Regions from separate parts of the Homo sapiens genome. Here region 1 is linked to region 2. A link is a loop called in an ENCODE intact Hi-C map of the cell type or tissue named here. Cell type or tissue: PC-3. All regions are shown on one strand. Each heading gives the region's core, and the rest is flanking DNA. Links, peaks and the distances in the headings are about the cores only. Region 1 overlaps FUT8 (fucosyltransferase 8). Region 2 overlaps FUT8 (fucosyltransferase 8).

The links. A loop is a pair of places that touch in the nucleus more often than their neighbours do. Peaks named below come from ENCODE experiments on the same cell type or tissue, not always from the same donor. Only the 100,000 strongest peaks of a DNase experiment are listed, where the experiment ranks them.
Region 1: a loop joins it to region 2, with 2.5 times the contacts of the local background. A loop is called at or near these places in 6 of 110 quality-filtered maps.

Annotation. Positions count from the first base shown.
Region 1 is chr14:65,420,759-65,430,402 of GRCh38, reverse strand. The region is part of intron 1 of FUT8 (fucosyltransferase 8); the gene reads right to left. Among named protein-coding and RNA genes, the nearest start is that of FUT8, 13 kb to the right of the region's middle. RefSeq lists an enhancer at 4,349-4,418 and a silencer at 4,906-5,106. In PC-3, for the core only: no CTCF peak of the experiment used is centred there; DNase peaks (open chromatin) are centred at 4,302 and 5,672; H3K4me3 peaks cover 1,466 bases; H3K27ac peaks cover 2,936 bases.
Region 2 is chr14:65,474,630-65,484,273 of GRCh38, reverse strand. The region is part of intron 2 of FUT8 (fucosyltransferase 8); the gene reads right to left. Among named protein-coding and RNA genes, the nearest start is that of MIR625, 8.4 kb to the right of the region's middle. In PC-3, for the core only: no CTCF peak of the experiment used is centred there; no DNase peak of the experiment used is centred there.

The sequences.
Region 1 (9,644 bases), core at 504-8,503, 54 kb after region 2:
TTTTATATGTATTAAAAATTCAGTGGGACTTTTAAAATAAATATGGCATAACACATTTTCAAAAGAACATTCTTGGCTGGTGCAATGGCTTACCCCTGTAATCCCAACATTTTGGGTGGCCGAGGTGGGCAGGTCGCTTGAGCTCAGAGTTCGAGACCAGCCTGGGCAACACAGAGAAACCCTGTCTCTACAAAAAATATCAAAAACAAAAAAAAATTAGCTGGGCGTGGTGGTATGTGTCTACAGTCCCAGCTACTCAGGAGGCTGAGCTGGGAGGATAGATTCTGCCCCAGGGGTCGAGGCTGCAGTAAGCCATGAAAGCACTACAGCACTACAGCCTGGGCAACAGAGTGATACCCTGTCTCAAAAAAAAAAACAAAAACAAAAAAAGATTCTTGCAATAAGAACAGTCACCTCAGAGAGTTCTACATTTATTTCCATAACGCTGACACTGACATTTCATAAAAAGCTTTGGGATTCAACTTTTGTAGCTGCTTTAAAGTCTCTTGTAAGTCTTTTTTTTTTTTTTTTTTTTTTTTTTGAGACAGTCTCACTCTACTATCCAGGCTGGAGCGCAGTGGTACAATCTCAGCTTACCGGCAGCCTTGACCTCCCGTGCTCAAGTGATCCTCCCAACTCAGCCTCACAAATGGCTGGGCCTACAGGCACACACCACCACACCCGGCTGATTTTTTAATTATTTGTAAAGATGGGGTATCACCATGTTGCCCAGGCTGATCTCAAATTCCTGGGCTCAAGCAATCCTCCCATCTCAGCCTCCAAAATGCTGTGATTACAGGCATGAGGCACCATGCCTGGCCTGCTTTAAAGTCTTAATATAATGTTTATAATATTGTCAGAGTGACAAATCTTCATAAAATAAACATAGTTTTGATTTGGAGATATTTGTTATCAAAAAGTGGTTTACCTACATTGGAAATGCTACTTTTGAACAAAAAGTGTGACTCTAAAACATGAAACAAATTTTCTTACGCCGCTGTAATGACACCATCATTAAAATACATTTATAGCTACATTCCCCTCCTCCAGTGTCTGCTCTGTGGGTTATCACTCATATGCTCTAGTATGTTGGGTAAAAATAAAGTTCAATCATTTAATAGCCATACTTCCTACTACTGTAGGTAAAATAACAAGCCCTGAAGGTTTCTAAAAGTCAAATTATTGATTATTTGAAAGCAGTTACAACACTGATTTTTAAATTTAGGCAGCTGTGATTCAATTCTCTTTTTTTATACTATACTGAAAATGAACATTACTCTTTTAGCATATACCTGACACCAGCCTACTCAGTCAATTGTCTACTCCTGTTACAAACACACACATATACACATGTACACTATTTTTTAAATCCCCCATACATGTATTGTTTTCCTAGTTTATAACCTGAATGTTACCTGTCAGCTTTGCCTCTAGGACAACCTTCCCAATGATAGTCATGCACTTTCCTTCGTTCTTCTTGAAAAACTATCTAACCCCACTTGACTACCTTGAGTGCAGCTTGGCACAAACTTCACTGAAATTGTTCCAACCCACTTTCTACTCCCAAAACAAAAAACTAAAACAGCATATAGTCTTGTACTTCTCTTCATAACAAGTTTCAATCACTTTTGAAGCTCTACCTCACAGAATTATTCAACTATGGCTTTGTTCTCGTCAAAAATCTTTATTAACTCAGCATTTAAGATTATCCCCATCCTCAGAGTTGTATGTGTGAACTAAGAAATGCCCAAGAAAATGTTTAATCACCCATCTTGATTCTTCCAGACAATTCCAAATTTGTTCATTGCTGAATCATCCATTAGACCATGTCTTAGTCCGTTTGGGGTGCTATAACAAAATACCTTAGACTGGGTAACTTATAAATGACAGAAATTTATTGCTTACAGTTCTGGAGGCTAGGAAGTGCAAGATCAAGGTTTGGTGTCTGGTGATGGCAGAAAGTGGGGGTTCAAGCTCCCTCAGGCCTCTTTAATAGTAAAGACACTAATCCCATTCCTGAGAGCTCTGCGCTCATGACGTAGGTACCTCCCAAAGGCCCCACCTCTTAAAACCATCAAAGTGAAGGTTAGGTCTCAACGTAAGAATTCTGAAGAGACATTCAGACCATAGCTGACATAAGCCTCATTTTTTTGATCCAGAAAAAGACACACACACACACAGTGGCTACATTTAAGAGGAAGAGTTAATGTACCTTTTAAGAAAAGGTCAGTGAATGTCTACCCAGCTGTGAAAAGTGGGATATAAGAAAGTCAAAATAATTCATTTTATGGAAGAAAAAGCAGAGGCCGAGAGGGGACAAGTGGTTAACCATGTTTATATATTTGGTGGCACACACTACTAGTATCCAAGTCTCCTGATTCCAAGTTCAAAGCTTTTGTACTTTATCCATTCATTCCCATTACTAAACAGAATCATGCTAAATGAAAGGAGGAGTACACAAAAGACTACACTATTGTATGATTCCATTAATATTAAAAATCAAGAAATGGCAAAACCATGGAGACAAAAAGCAGATCAGTGGTTGCCTGGAGCTGGGGATAGGCACAGGGAGTGACTGCAAATGGACAAGAATGGGTTTTTTGGAAGATGAAAGTTTTCTAAAACTGGATTGTGATAATTGTTGCACAACTATATAAATTTACTAGAACTTGAACTATGAATGTTATGGTATATAAATTATACCTTAATAATGCTATTTTTAAAATTACTAAGAAGGAATTCGGTATATAAGGAACTCAACTCAATAGCAAGAAAACAAATAATGCAATTAAAAAATGGGCTACAGACCTAAATAGACATTTCTCAAAAGAAGACATATAAATGGCCAATTGGTATATGAAAAAATACTGATGAACCATCACAAAAATGCAAATCAAAACCACAATTCTGTATCACCTCACGCCTGTTAGAATGGCTATTCACATAAAGACAAAAGATGAGGATGTGGAGAAAAGGGAATCTTGTACACTGTTGGTGGGAATGTAAATTGAGACAGCCATTATAAAAGAACAGTGTGGAGGTTCCTCAAAATATTAAAAATAGAACTACCATATGCTCCACCAATTCCACTTATGGGTATACATCCAAAGGAAATGAAATCAGTATGTCAAGGAGGTATCTGCACTCCAATGTTCATGAAAGCATTATTCATATAGCTAAGATATGGAGTCAACGTAAGCGTCCACCAATGGATAAACGGGTAAAGAAAATGTGTTATGTAGGCCAGGCGCGGTGGTTCACGCCTGTAATCCCAGCACTTCAGGAGGCCAAGGCGGGCGGATCACGAGGTCAGGAGATTGAGATCATCCTGGCTAACATGGTGAAACCCTGTTTCTACTAAAAATACAAAAACAAAATTAGCCGGGCATGGTAGCGGGCACCTGTAGTCCCAGCTACTAGGGAGGCTGAGGCAAGAGAATGGCCTGAACCCGGGAGGCAGAGCTTACAGTGAGCCAAGATCACACCACTGCACTCCAGCCTGGGCGACAAAGAGAGACTCCGTCTCAAAAAAAAAGAAAGAAAATGTGTTATGTGTGCATGTGTGTGTGCATGCTCACACACACAGGATTCATATTCAGCTTTTAAAAAGTAAGACAATCCTGTTGGAGTTTAAATACGCCATTCTGACATATTGACTATTTTGAGTCAAAGGCACTTGAAAAACAGCAGGTGTAAGAAGAGCGCTCTGACCTTTCTTCTATTTCTTAAAAGCAGATGAAATTCCCATGTGAATGATGTCCTCCTTAAACTAAAAGGAAAGCAACATTTTTATCATCAAGGACGGGATATGGAGACAAAGAGAATTCCATACAGACTTTGTTAAAATAACTTCTATCCTTTAAGCCTCCCCATATAATCCAGTTTATTTTTCACAAGTTATTATCCTTTGTCCAATTCAGTATGTAAGTATTCAATTCTAACTGTATCTTTGGGTCTGTTTCCTTATGAGGGCTCCTGTGCCACATAAAACTTGTATTGAATAAATTTGTGTGCTTTTCTCCTGATAATCTATCTTATGGTAATTTGTGAGGCCAAGCAAAAAAAAAAAAAAAACTTTAAAAAGGTGGAGGTAAAGTTTGCCTCCCCTTTACACTGTTATCTGCAAATAACATGGATGAACCCGAAGGACATTAGGCTAAGTAAAATAGGACTGGCAGAAAAAGACAAATACACGTACTACATGATCTTACTTATATATGGAATCTAAAAAAGGTGAACTCATAGAAGCAGAGAACAGAATGGTGGTTGCCAAGGGCTGGGGTGAGGAGGAAATGGGGAGATGTTGGCCAAAGGGTTATTCAGGATGAGTAAGTTCGAGAGATCTAACGTACAGCATGGTGACCACAGTTAATAATATTTATTGTACACACTAAATGTGCTAAGAAAGTAGATTTTTTTTTTTTTTGAGACAGAGTCTTGCACTGTCACCCAGGCTGGAGTGCAGTGGCGTGATCTCAGCTCACTGCAACCTCCGTCTTTCAGGTTCAAGCAATTCTCCTGCCTCAGACTCCCAAATACCTAGGATTACAGGGGCCCGCCACCACACCCAGCTAATTTTTTGTATTCTTAATAGAGATGGGGTTTCATTATGTTGGCCAGGCTGGTCTCAAACTCCTGACCTCATGATCCGCCTGCCTCAACCTCCCAAAGTGTTGGGATTACAGGCATGAGCCACTGCTCCCAGCCAGAAAGGAGATTTTAAATGTTCTCACCACACAAACACACAAAAATAACTATGTGAGGTGACGGATGTGTTAATTAGCATGATTGTGGTAAACATTTCACAATCTACACATATACCAAAACATCAAGTTGTACACCTTAAATATATACAATTTTTATTTGCCAATTATACCTCAATAAAACCAGGGGGAAAAAGAACATTTCATGTTTAAAAAAAAAAAAAAAAAAAACGGCCAGGCATGGTGGCTCATACCTGTAATCCCAGCACTTTGGGAGGGCGAGGCGGGTGGATCACCTAAGGTCGTGAGTTCTAGACTAGCCTGACTAACATGGAGAAACCCTGTCTCTACTAAAAATACAAAAAAATTAGCTGGGTGTGGTGGTGCATGCCTTTAATCCCAGCTACTTGGGAGGCTGAGGCAGGAGAATCGCTTGAACCCAGGAGGTGGAGGTTGTGGTGAGCCGAGTTCGTGCCATTGCACTCCAGCCTGGGCAACAAGAGTGAAACTCCGTCTCAAAAAAAAAAAAAGAAACTCCATTTTTTTTCTAATTGTTTTTAGCTTTAAACTCTTAGAGCTCTCAGGGCTTAAAACTTGAACAACACAGGTTTGAATTTTGAGGGTCCACTCATATGCTAATGTTTTTCAATAAATATGTTGATAAATTTGGGGGAGGTTTGTGACAATTTGAAAATATTCATAGACAACCATATAACCTAGAAATATCAAAAAAGTAGGCCATGTGCAGTGGCTCACACCTGTAATCCCAGCACTTTGGGAGGTCAAGGCAGGAGGATCATGAGCACTGGAGTTCAAAACCACCCTGGACAAGGGCAACATGGCAAAACCCTGTCTCTACAAAAAACACAAAAATGAGCCAGGCATGGTAGCATGCACCTGCAGTCCCAGCTACTTGGGAGGCTGAAATGGGAGAATCGCTTGAGTCAGAAGGCAGAGGTTGCAGTGAGCTATGATTGAATCATGACATTCCAGCCTGAGTGACAGAGTGAGACCCTGGGTCAAAAAAAGAAAAAGACGGGAGGCTGAGGTAGGAGAATCACCTGAACACCAGAGGTGGACGTTGCAGTGAGCCGAGATCGTGCCACTGCATTCCAGCCTGGGTGACAGAATGAGACTTCATCAAAAAAAAAAAAAAAAAAGAAAAGAAAAGAAAAATAGAAAGTAAGAGGTATGTCATGAGTGCTTAAAATATATGTAGATACTAGTCTATTTTATCATTTACTACTACAAATATATACAAATCTATTATAAAAAGTTAAAAATTGTCACAACTTATACCACACACTTAGCCACACATGGTGGCATTTGACACTGAGAGAAACCCTGTCTCAAAAGAGTAAAGATGCAGTATTAAATCATAACTACATAAATTTAACTGTACTACACCCTGTACTATTGAAATAATTTTGTAGCCACCTCCTGTTGTTAATGAGGTGAGCTCAAGAGTGAATATTTGCTTAAAGTACCATGTGACATTAATCATCTCCAAGCAAGCAGTTCATCTTTCCAATAAATTGTATATTCCAGTAAAAAGTGATCTCTCGCGGTTTCATTATGTTTAGTACGATACTATAAACCTCAAATGACACCTAAGTGCCACTAGTGATGCCGGAAGTGCTCCCAAGAAGCAGAGAAAAATCATGGCATTACAAGAAAAAGGTGAATTGCTTGATACGTACTGTAGATTGAGGTCTGCAGCTGCAGTTGCGTGCTACTTCAAAATAAATGAATCCAGCATAAGGGCCATTGTAAAAAAAGAATTCATGAAGCCATTGCTGAAGGCACACCAGCAGATGCAAAAATTGTGCACGTTTTGTGAAATAGTTTTTTATCTCATGTTGAAAATGTAGCTTTTATAGGGGTACAGGATTGCTATAAAGAAAGGCATCCCTATAAACTTTAATAAGTTTCAAGAAAAAGCAAAGTCATTATACAACTTAAAACAAATGGAAGGCGAAGGATCTAAAGCTGAAGAATATAATGCCAGCCACGGATGGCTTGATAATTTTAGAAAGAGTTTTGGCTTTAAAAACGTCACGATAACAGGAGAAGCAGCTTCTGCCAACCAAGAGGCAGCAGACGACTTTCCAGATGACATTAAGAAAATCATTCACTTAGGCCGGGCGCGGTGGCTCACGCCTGTAATCCCAGCACTTTGGGAGGCCGAGGCAGGCGGATCACGAGGTCAGGAGATCAAGACCATCCTGACTAACACTGTGAAACCCCAGTCTCTACTAAAAATACAAAAAATTAGCCTGGCGTAGTGATGGGTGCCTGTAGTCCCAGCTATTCAGGGGGCTGAGGCAGGAGAATGGCGTGAACCTGGGAGGCGGAGCTGGCAGTGAGCAGAGATTGCGCCACTGCACTCCAGCCTGGCCGACAGAGCCAGACTCCATCTCAAAAAAAAAAAAAAAAGAAAGAAAATCATTCACTTTGGGAGGCCGAGGTGGGCAGATCACAAGGTCAGGAGTTCGAGACCAGCCTGGCCGATATGGTGAAACCCCGTCTCTACAAAAAATACAAAAATTAGCCAGGCGTGGTGGTGTACACCTGTAGTCCCAGCTACTCAGGAGGCTGAGGCAGAAGAATCACTTGAACTCGGAAGGCGGAGGTTGCAGTGAGCCGAGATCGCGCCACTGCACTCCAGCCTGGGTGACAAAGCGAGACTCAGTCTCGAAAAAAAAAAAAAAAAAAGAAAGAAAGAAAGAAAATCACTGAGGAGGCCAGGTGCAGTGGCTCATCCCTGTAATCCCAGCACTTTGGGAAGATGAGGCAGGAGGATCGTTTGAGGCCAGGAGTTCAAGATCAGCCTGGGCCTGGGCAATACAGCGAGACCCTGCCTCTACAAAAAACATTTTTTTAATTAGCTGGGGGAAGGCATAATGGCTCACACCTGTAACCCCAGCACTCTGGAAGGCCCAGGTGGGAGGATCACCTAAGGCCAGGAGTTTAAGACCAGACTGGGCAACACAGTGAGACCCTGTCTCTACAAAAAAATAAAAAATATTTAAAAATTAGCCAGGCATAGTGGTGCACACTTGCATCCCAGCTATTCGGGAGGCTGAGGCAGGAGGACTGCCTAAGTCCAGGAGTTTGAGACTGCGGTGAGCTATGATCATGCCATTTGCATGTCAGCCTGGGCAATTGAGCAAGACCCTATCTCTTAAAAAAAAAAGAAATATGGAGAAAGAATATCCGCCTAAACAAGTTTTTAATATAGACAAAAGTGCCCTATTCTGGAAAACAATGCCATAAAAAACATTCATTAGTAAGGAAGAGAAAAAGCACCAGGATTAAAGGCAGGAAGGGATGGGCTAACTCTACTGTTTGGTGAAAATGCAGTGTGGTTTATGATCAGAACTGCCCTTATCTATAATGCTACAAACCCCCAAGCCTTGAAGGGAAAAGATAAACACCAGCTCCCAGTCTTTTGGTCATAGAACAAAAAAAGCCTGGGCAATGAGAACCCTTTTTCTGGATTGGTTCCATTGATGCTTTGTCCCTGAAGTCAGGAAGTATTTTGCCTGTAAGTTCTTTTATTATTGAACAATACCCCTGGCCACCCGGAACCCCATGAGTTCAACACCAAAGGTGCTGAAGTAGTCTACTTGCCCCCAAACAAAATGTCTCTAATTCAGCTTCTAAATCAGGGGGTCACGAGGATCACTGGACACAGTACACTACAGAAAGTACTGTCAACTCTATGAAAGAGAATGCCAATAAAGAAACCATCCTGAAAGTCTGGAAGGATTACACCACTGAAGAAGCCGTCGTTGTTATGGAAAAAGCCATGAAAGCCATCAAGCCTGAAACAATAAATTCCTGCTGGAGAAGACTGTGTCCAGATGTTGTGCATGACTTCACAGGATTTGCCACAGGGCCAATCAAGGAAATCACGAAAAAGACTGTGGATATGGCAAAAAAAAAAAAAGGGGGGGGTGGGTTAAAGGGTTTCAAGATACAAATCTTGGAGAAATTCAAGAAATAGACATCACACAAGAGGAATTTAAAAAGATGACTCGGTAAGTGCTTCCAATCCAGTACCAGGTAATGTAGAAGGAATGCAAGAAAACAAAATGACATCAGACGATATGGCAGAAGACTGTCTGATTGTTCAAGACTGCTTTTGACTCCTTCATGACATGGACCCTTCTCTGATATGGGCACTGAAACTAAAGCAAACGGTGGAAGAAGGATTGGTACCATATGGAAATGTTTTCAGAGAAATGAAAAAGCAAAAAAGGCAGAAGTATGACGTATTGCCATAAAGTTACACCATGTGTGCCTGCCTCTCACGCCTCCCCTTCCCCCTTCCACCTCTACCATGCTGAGACCAACAAGACGAATTCCTCCGCTTCCTTCTCCTCTCAGCCTACTCAATGTGGAGACAATGAGGATAAAGGCCTTTGTGATGATCCACTTCCACTTAATGAAGAGTAAATATATTCTCTCTTCCTTATGATTTTTTTTTTTTTTTTTTTTTTCCTGAGATGGAGTCCCGCTCTGTCGCCAGGCTGGAGGGCAGTGACACAACCTTGGCTCACTGCAACCTCCACCTTCTAGGTTCAAGCAATTCTCCTGCCTCAGCCTCCTGAATAGCTGAGACTACAGGCACATGCAACCACGCCCAGCTAATTTTTGTATTTTTAGTAGAGATGGAGTTTCACCATGTTGGCCAGGATGGTCTCGATCTCTTGACCTCAAGATCCGCCCACCTTGGCCTCCCAAAGTGCTGGGATTACAGGCGTGAGCCACGGCGCCCGGCCTATGATTTTCTTAATAACATTTTCTTTTCTCTAGCTTACTTTGAGAACACAGTATATAATACATATAAGGTACAATGTGTTAGTTGACTATGTCATCGGTAAGGCTGGAAGTCAACAGTAGTTTATTAGTAATTAAGTTTTTGAGGAGATAAAA
Region 2 (9,644 bases), core at 562-8,561:
CAGAGGTTTTAGCCAGTGAAATCAGGCAAGAAAAAGAAATAAAAGGATTGTCTTTTTATTAGAATGGAAGAAATAAAGCTCTCTTTATTCACAAAAGACATGCTTTGTCTATGCAGAAAAGCCAATGTAATCTACAAAAAAAGCTACCAGAATGAGTACAGCAGGTTTTCAGGATACAATGCCACTATACAAAAATCAATTGCATTCTTATACATTAGTAATGAACAATTAAAAATTGTATGTTATTGGCCGGGTGTGGTGGCTCACGCCTTTAATCCCAGCACTTTGGGAGGCCGAGGAGGGCAGATACTTGAGGTCAGGAGTTCGAGACCAGCCTGGCCAAGATGGTGAAATCCCATCCCTATTAAAAATACAAAAATTAGCTGGGTGTGGTAGCTGAGCAATCTCAGCTACTCAGGAGGCTGAGTCAGAAGAATCACTTGAAACCAGAAGGTGAAGGTTGCAGTGAGCTGATATCATGCCACCACACTCCAGCCTGGGTGACAGTTACTGACCACACTTGGCCAATAACTCTGTCTCAAAAAAAAAAAATTGATATGTTATTTAAATATTTATAAAAGCATCAAAAAATATAAAATACTTAAAGATCAACCTAATAAAATATGGGTAAGATCAGTACATTGAAAACAATAAAATACTGCTGAAAGAAATTAAACATCCAAATAAATGGAGACATTTTATTCATGAGTCAGAAGACTTGATATCGTTAAGATGTCAACTGTCCCTCAAATTCATCTATAGATTCGATGCAATTCCAATCAAATATTTACATACTGTTTCTTAAATTCATATGGAAATGTAAAGCCATTCCGGAGAGAAAAGCCACACAGTAATTTGAAAAGTGAAAGCTTAATAAAAAGGATCACTAACTATTTAACATGGGGTTGGAGAAACAGCTAATTAACTAATGAGAAATAAAGAGAACTCTTAAGAGTAGCCAATGCTCCCTAGGCTGACACAGAACACCAAGGCAAGAGCTTCCTCCGACCCTAAACCATCCCAGGGCTGAGATCCAGACCTTGTTGGAGAGAACACAGTCCTCTCACTGAATAGCACGGAAGTTGCTGTAGTGCTGCACCAGCAGAACTTACTGGAAGTCTACCTTGTGGAACTTGCCAGAAATCCATTCTTTAGGGTGCTAGTAAAATCTCTTCACACAGAAGTGTCCCACCAAAGATACTCTGTTACAAATCCAACTGAGGGGGAAGTAAAAGAAGTTGCTGGCCTCGGGTCACTGGTTGCTGGGTATTGCTGCCCTCTGAGCACTGCAGAAGCCTGATAATGGTGAAAACATGCATCCTACAGAAACTGTAGAGTGGGAAAGCCAATGTGGGTTGACACTGGAGAAGCTGAGTGTGTTGCTACAGTCCACTAAGCAAGTACACAGAAACGAACAAGCAAAACTTCTCTGCAGTGTTTCTCCAGCACTCTGTACTGGCAAAACTTAACATTGTCAGCTGACAAAAGAAAAATATTTAAAGGGCCTGATCTATTTTCACAGAGCAGGCAAAAAGGATGCATTTGGAGCTGAGAGGCAACAGATTGGTAACCAGCACAATAGCCAAAATTGCTCTGAAAAGGAACAAGCAGTTGTATGGGTTAACGTGACCCGATTTCATGACTTATAAAGCCATAATAGTCAGCATGGTAGTGGCATCAAGAAAGACAAAGAAATCACAGCACAGAAACAATATCCTGGAGTTGTGATCCATTTAGAAATTGATTTTCACAAAGGCTTAATTGGAAAAGTTGGCTTTATGTCTATCCTGAGCTACTGTTTAGTTGGTTATAGAGCAAAATTACATTCAGCTTCTTCTTGTCATGTAAGAGGAATTTGGAGGGTGTTGCTTAAAATTTTATTCCACCTGTACATTTGTCACTTTAAAATTAAAACTGAGCTGGTATGAGAGACAAAAAAAAAAGAAAGACAAAGAGGTCAGTGGAACAAAATAAGAGTCAGAAATAAACCCACGCGTATACAGTCAAATGATTTTTGACAAAAATCAAAAGGACACAAACCACTTCAGTAAATGATGCTGAAATAACTGCATGTCTCTACCCCCCAAAAAAGAATTTCTATCCAATTTTTATCCCATATAAAAAAATTAACTCAAAATGCATCATAGGTCTAAATACAAAACCATAAAACTTCCAGGAGAGAACTTCTATGCCCTTGGATTAGGCAAATATATCTTAGATACATAAACAAAAATAGAATCCATATGAGAACAAACTGATAGATAAACACAATCCATATGAGAACAAACAAATTTCATCATAATTTAAAATGTGTGCTCTTCAAAAGACACTATTAAGAGAAAGAAAAGACAAGCAACAGTCCAGGAAAAATACATCTGCGAAGCACGTATCTTATAAACAACTTTGATCAAGAATATAAACCGCTCTCAAAACTCAATAATAAGAAAACAAACAACCCAATTTAAATAATGGCCAAAATATTTGAACAGATATTTTACCAAAGAAAATATACAAAGGATAAATAAACACAGGAATGGACAGCCCCTGCCCAAAAGTATATACTAGAAGTTCCATTTTAAAAAAAAACTTTAGAAAAGGCACTAAATTTATAGTGACCAAAAGCAATTCAGGATTTTCCTGGAGACAAGGAAGGATGGGTAGTAGTGGGGGAAAAGATTACAAGGGGGCAAGAAGAAATCTGTGGAGGTAATGAGTATGGATTCACAGATGTATACATATGTCAAAACTAATCAAATTGTTCATTTCAGATGTGTGCAGTATTTTTTATGCCAATCACACCTCAGCAAAGCTGTTTTAAAAAAAAATCACACTCCATTAACCCACTAGAATACAAACTATAAGGAAATCGATCAGAAAAAAAAAAGTATATGTTACGGAATTATAAATCACTTAAAAAGGAGTTCACGTGATTAGCATCTTTAAAAAGTATCCCTAAAACTCAACAACAAAAAATCTGACTCAACAGTGGGCAAAGGACTTAAATAGGTATTTCTCCAAAGAAAATATGCAAATGAACAGTAAGCATAAGAAAAGATGCTCAACATCACTTATCATTTCAAAAATGCAAATCAAAACCACAATGAGATACCACTTCACACCCATTAAGATGATGATGATTATAAAAAAAAACCAGCAGAAAATAAGTGTTGGTAAGAATGTGCTGAAATTAGAACCCTGTGCAGTGCTGATGGAAATGTAAAATGGTGTAGCCACTGTGGAAAACAGTATGATGTCTCCTCAAAAAATTGAAAAAAGAATTAAAGAGGCTGAAAACGATGGTCATGCCTATAATTCTAGCACTTTGGGAGGCCAAGGCAGGCAGATCACTTGAGGTTAGCAGTTCGAGACCAGCCTAGCCAACATGGTGAAACCCCATCTCTACTAAAAATACAAAAAAAAATTAGCCAGTGTGGTGGTACACGCCTGTAGTCCCAGCTACTTGGAAGGCTGAGGTAGGAGAATCATTTGAACCCAGAAGGCAGTGGTTGCAGTGAGCCGAGATAGTACCACTACGCTCCAGCCTGAGTGAGTGAGACTCCATTTAAAAAAAAAAAATAGAATTACAGTATGATACCAGTGATTCCACTTCTGGATACATACCCAGAAGAATCAAAAGTGGTGTCTGAAAAAGTTATTTGTGCCAGGCACCGTGGCTGACACCTGTAATCCCAATACTTTGGGAGGCCAAGGTAGGCAGATCCCTTGAGCCCAGGAGATTGAAACCAGCCTGGGCAACATGATGAAACCTGTCTCTACAAAAAATACAAAAATTAGCTGGGCATGATGGAGTGTACCTGTAGTTCCAGCTACTCTGGTGGCTGAGGTGGGAGGATCACCTAAGCCTGGGGAGGTTGAGGCTGCAGTGAGCTATTAAGATGTTCATGCCACTGCACTCCAGCCTGGGTGACAGAGTGAGACCCTGTCTTTAAAAAAAAAAAAAAAAAAAAAAAAAATCACAGTTCATTTCTGCAGTTTGCAACAGTTTTACTACTACCAAGATGGATGTTATCATAATGATGGGATAGAAAGGGCCGATTCAGATAAAAAAGCAATCAGTCAATAAGCACTTCTAAAGCTCCTAATTAGGGCCAGATACTATGAGGCACTAGGGACACAAAGATAAAGAATCCCTATTATTAAGGGATTTCTGTTCTAATCACATTTACCCATAGTCAAGAAATCCAAACATGTGGTCATTAATGGCATCATTTCAAACTGATTCCAATGCCACCCAGAACCAATCATAGTAAGAAGTTTCCAAAGGATAGCAGCAAAATATTTGGTTTCTTCATGTAAGAAAATTTTAAATCCAATTCCCCCATTCTCAAACTGAAAAGAACCATTTCTCAAAGATAACATTAATGAGACAATAGATAAAAAATATGAATTAAAAAAACCTTGCAGATCTATGATACATTTAACATCTTGCTCATGTTTGCAACAGGCATAGTAATCAAAATTACCCCACCTTTCTGGACACCAATTCTTGTTTTTAGTCCTTATCTTCTAGCCCCATAATTCAACTTATTGCTGGTCAAAATAGAATCTTCATATGTGGAAGAACAGAGATCAAAAACAAGCAAAGAAGGAAAAACAGGAGGGGAGGGGGATAGAAGGGGAAGAAAGAGGGAGAGCAGGGGAAAGGGAGGACAGGACGGGAGAAAGTGGAAGTAGGAGAAGGAGAAAGGAAAGAAGAAAGGGAAGGAGGGAGGAAGAAATGCAGACATCAGTAAATTATGGAAAATGCTGAATCTCACTCATAATCAAAGAGATCCCAACAAACTAAGAGATCCTTTCCACCAACTGAGAAATACTAAAAGCTCAAGAATACCCAGTGTTAGAGAAAATGTGAAGAAAGGTAACCGTGTAAATTGGTACAACCTTTCTGCAGGGGATTTGTTTCTATGAATCAACAACCTAAAAAATAATTAAATCATTTGGGCCAACCATTCTATCTGAAGGAGTTAATGTTAAGGAAAAAGTAGATTAAATTGTTTGCATACATTTACATACATGTATGGATATAGACGCCATGTATTAATATATGCCATAGACATCTGTAGTTTTTTCAAAGCTTCTCACAGAATTCTTATGATAATCTACTTTTGGAACCATGTCCCAGGGAATGAATGTATGTATTGAAGGAACTAACATTTAGTTAGCAACTTTTGTGAGCCTGGCATTATACTGACACATACATCATCTTGTCTAACCAAAACACATTAAAAGCTAAAGGGGATGTTTTAAAAAGTATTCCTAAAATACTGATAACCAAAGCCTAACAGGGAATTTTCACTGTTATATTCATACAATCAATTAACAGAATTTATGTTCCTTTGTTGTTTAAAGCAAAAACAGACAAAAGAGTTTATCTGTGCAAAGAATGATTCATCAATTAGGCAGCACTCTGAACCATAAAAGGTTTGAAGAGCTTCATTCACAGCAGTGTGGGCTGTAAGCTTTATAGGCTGAACACGGAAGACAAAGAAAACATATCTCATTGGTCAGAGTGGAAAGACACTAGTTAGAGATTACTTAGGTGGTTTCTAGTTGGCAAAATATCTAGTTTCCTTTTACTTTCTAAGTTGGGCTTTGGTTTGCTTAGACAGGAACTTAAACAGCTAGAGCCACCCAGCCTAGTAGCCTCCCAACTAAAAATTTAACACTGCAAAGACAATTTCTAGTTACCATCTCAAAATTTCCCATTAATTTCTCTCACAAAAATAGGAGCTATCCCCAAATTAGAAAAAAAAATCACACTTAAGAATTCAGAATATCAAGTAAAAACTAATGGGAATAGGGAGTTTTTCCTATTGGGGATATTTGTGTTATACTTACCAGTTGAGCATCTCAAATCCACAAATCCAAAATGCTCCAGTGAGCATTTCTTCAGAGTGTCACGTCGGTTTCAGATTTTGGAACGTTTTGGATTTCAGATTTGGGATGCCTGACCTGTATATATAGGGTTCAGTACTATCCATGGTTTCAGGTATCCACTGGGGGGCCTTGGGGACTCCTGTGTATCAAATTCCCTCAAGTCAGCAACTCAGAACCTAAAGAACAAGAATACTATTGTTCTCAAAACCTCAAAGATAGATACTATCTGGGGTAGAGGGGGGAACGCTCTCTTTAAAGAAGAGTATGTCCAAGAAGAAAGACAAAGAAAAATCAATTAAATGACTATAATGGAGTTTACTTAGAGGGCTCTCAACATTTTACAGACCTGGTTCTAGAAGCTAGAATCTTCTGATTAAAGAGTTTATAACAGATACAATCTAGACTTGGCTATATTAGTTTCTGACTTTTCTGCTGCCTTCACTGATGCCTCGTAACGTTTAAACCATGATGCTTTTTACACCTAGAACTCCTTTGAGGGGGGTAAAAAAAAAAAAAGACATCACAAACCCTTAGTCATCTTTCCCTACAATTTGGTTCTATAGTTCAGATTCCTCTGACTTGACACCAAATGAGACAAACTTACCCAGGCTAGAAGATATGAGAAAAGTTCTCTCATCAACTCTTGCTATATGATTTGCTCTTAGGCAAATCTAACCCGTGCCAGAATTTAGAAGCTGACCAACAGCTTATTTCCTCTGTACTACTGTTTAACAATATTAGGGTTTTTCAAAAAAAAAATTAGCAAAGCTGTAGTCACTTGATTAGCTGCAGGTCAGATAGACACACCCAGAACAGGTCATCCTATAGGAAATCTCCTCTATATAGAAATATCTGTATAAAAATAGAATTGACTGACTTAGGTATTTTGCTAAAGTTTAAACAATGCAAAAATATATGCTCAATGAATAAATGACTAATCAAAAAGGTGCTCCTGAGCATCTAGTCTTAGCTCAAGGTGGCCCCAAGGTATTCATAGTCTCCAACAACTATATGTTTGAAGTCAGAGACCTAGGGAACTCTTATTTAGTTAACAATAGTAATAATTAACATTTATTGAGCCATTACTTCATGCCAGGAACTGTGCTAAAGACTCTGCATTTTTTATCCATATTTTACAGATGTGGAAAATTAGCATCGAAGTTACTATTCAAGGTTGCACAGATCTTAAGTGACCAAGTCAGGAGTCAGACCACACACCTGCTTTACTCCACAGCTTATGTGCTCTCTAGGGCAATTCCAGAATTCAAACAAACACCCTGATGGCCATAACTGTCCACAGAAATACTCAGAATCTTCAAGAGTGCCAAAAAAGCTTATATTTAAGTAGAGAAAAACTTTACATTTAGGTTGACTTACATTTGGAATAAATCTAATTCTAAAAATTCAATCATCCAGTATATAATTTACAGTGAAAATTTCCTAATGGTAGCTTAGAAGTTGCTGAAGTTTATGCATAAAGAATTAAGGGATAAAGATATTTAGAAGAGCTTAGTCCCATATAATGTATTCAGACCAGAGCCATTTCTGAAATGAGTAAGGTTCCAAGATCTCAGTATTACTGGGCAGAGACTTCCACTATCAGATCTATTTCTATGCTTGAGCCCAGAAGTTTAGAGATTGCAGTGAGCTATGATAGCGCCACTGTACTCCAGCCTGGGAGACCTACAGCAAAACCCTGTCGCCAAAAAAAAAAAAAAAAAAAAAAAAAAAAAAAAAATCTACTTCTTTAACTCTACCACTTGAACAAAGAATTCAAGGATCCTCTCCTTTGTGAGACCTTTCCTGACCCTCTAGACACAATTCATTACTCCTTTCTGTGTGCTACTACTGACTTTTACACCTACTTCAGTTGTACTTAACACACTAAGCAAAATTGAGTTTCACACAGCTCAAAACATTTCACACATTAACAGACTGACATCCTCACACTAACTTCAGAACATCAAATTCAATCTTTTAGATATCACCTTATTAACAATGATTTTGAGTTACTGCATGAAGCTTTGTCATTGCACAATGCTAGGAAATTGGAAGAAGAGGTATGAAGCCAGGCCTCCCTGAAGTTTAGGGGGACATGACACTATCCTGATCTATGATGAAAAAATAATAATTCTTCCTACCCCATCCTCCAGTCCTGCTCTGGACAAACCACTAGTCACATATACTTGGCAGCTGGGAGAGGGAAAAAGATGAGAGTGAAGGAGTAATTGGAGTTGTAGTTCTAATATCCTATAGTGTAGGTGCTCTCTTATCTCATCTCTTACCCTTGACTTATCACCAAGTCTCTGATTTCTCTCTTGGGACTGTGCAGGCCTACAAGTATTGCTGGGTTCTAAGCAGAAATCCTAGGTGATCAAACAACTAAAAGGCACCCATTAAGCACCAAGCTCTTACTACCACAGCAGGGTGAGAAAGACCCTTTCCCTCTCAACTTCCTATACCTACAATCCCAGTAGCAGGCCTCAAATTCCAGAGGTTGCCACCTCACCCCCTACAAGGAGGTTGGGCCCAAGACTGATTTCCTCAGCCCCAAATATGCCTAGAAATCCCATCCTTACACTTTTTGCCCCCCAAGACAAGGTCTCACTCTGTTGCGGAGGCTGGATTGCAGTGGCTCTACCATATAGAGCCTGAGCTCTATATGGTAGAGCTCAGCCTCACTGCAGCCTCACTGCAGCCTCAAATACCTGAGCTCAAGCGATCCTCTGCCTCAGCCTCCTAAGTACCTAGGACTACATGCACACACCACCATGCTTGGCTAATTTTTTTAAATTTTTTGGTAGAGACAGGGTCTCACTATGTTGCCCAGGCTGGTCTCAAAATCCTGGCCTCAAGCAATGCTCTGCCTCTACCTTCAAAAGTGCTGGGATTACAGGCATCATCCTGACACTTTTAATGTTATGCAGCAACTAAGATTTCTAATTCCAAAGGAGATAACATGCCCAGGAACTAGAATTGAGTATTTTATAATAATAAATTTTAGCTCTGTGAAATGACTCTCCATACAAACACCCAAATACCTCCTACGCCTATGACATGTGGAATTTTTATTTTCAATCACATTTTGGGAGACATGTTATTATAGAGGAAATCAGGGGACTTCCTGTACTGTAATTATTAACTTATATTTCTAGTTGACCTTCTAAATTGTCAGTTTCCTAAAGGCAGGGTCGTTATCATTTTGTATTCCAAATTCATAGTAGTTGTTAACTACGCTTGTTGAGGAAAAAGCGAGACAAGATTGGGGGAAAGACTGGGAACAAGATACAAAGAAATATGAGATCATCCTTGTATGCATAACTTTAGATTCCATACTAGTAGATATTCTCAAGTGATATTTACTTTCCCAAAAAAATCCTGTCTTCCAGCCAGGTGCGGTGGCTCACACCTATAATCCCAACACTTTGGAAGGCCGAGGCAGGAGGACTGCTTGAGCTCAGAAGTTCCAGACCAGCCTGGCAATACAGCAAAATAAAAATAAACAATAAATCTTATCTTCCCTGAACAAATCCACAAAAATGAAGGATGAATATCAGTTGAGAAATTTCACTACTTTTACAATAAAATGAACTGTGTAGTATTTTCTTCTCTCAGGCTCACCAAGGTATTAGGAGAAAGATGGTTATTTTTCAATCTTGGCAAATAACTTGAAGATGACAAGAGTAAAAAAGCCACATGGATTTATAAAATCTCTAAGAAATAATAAGGCTAGAAGATTAGGTACA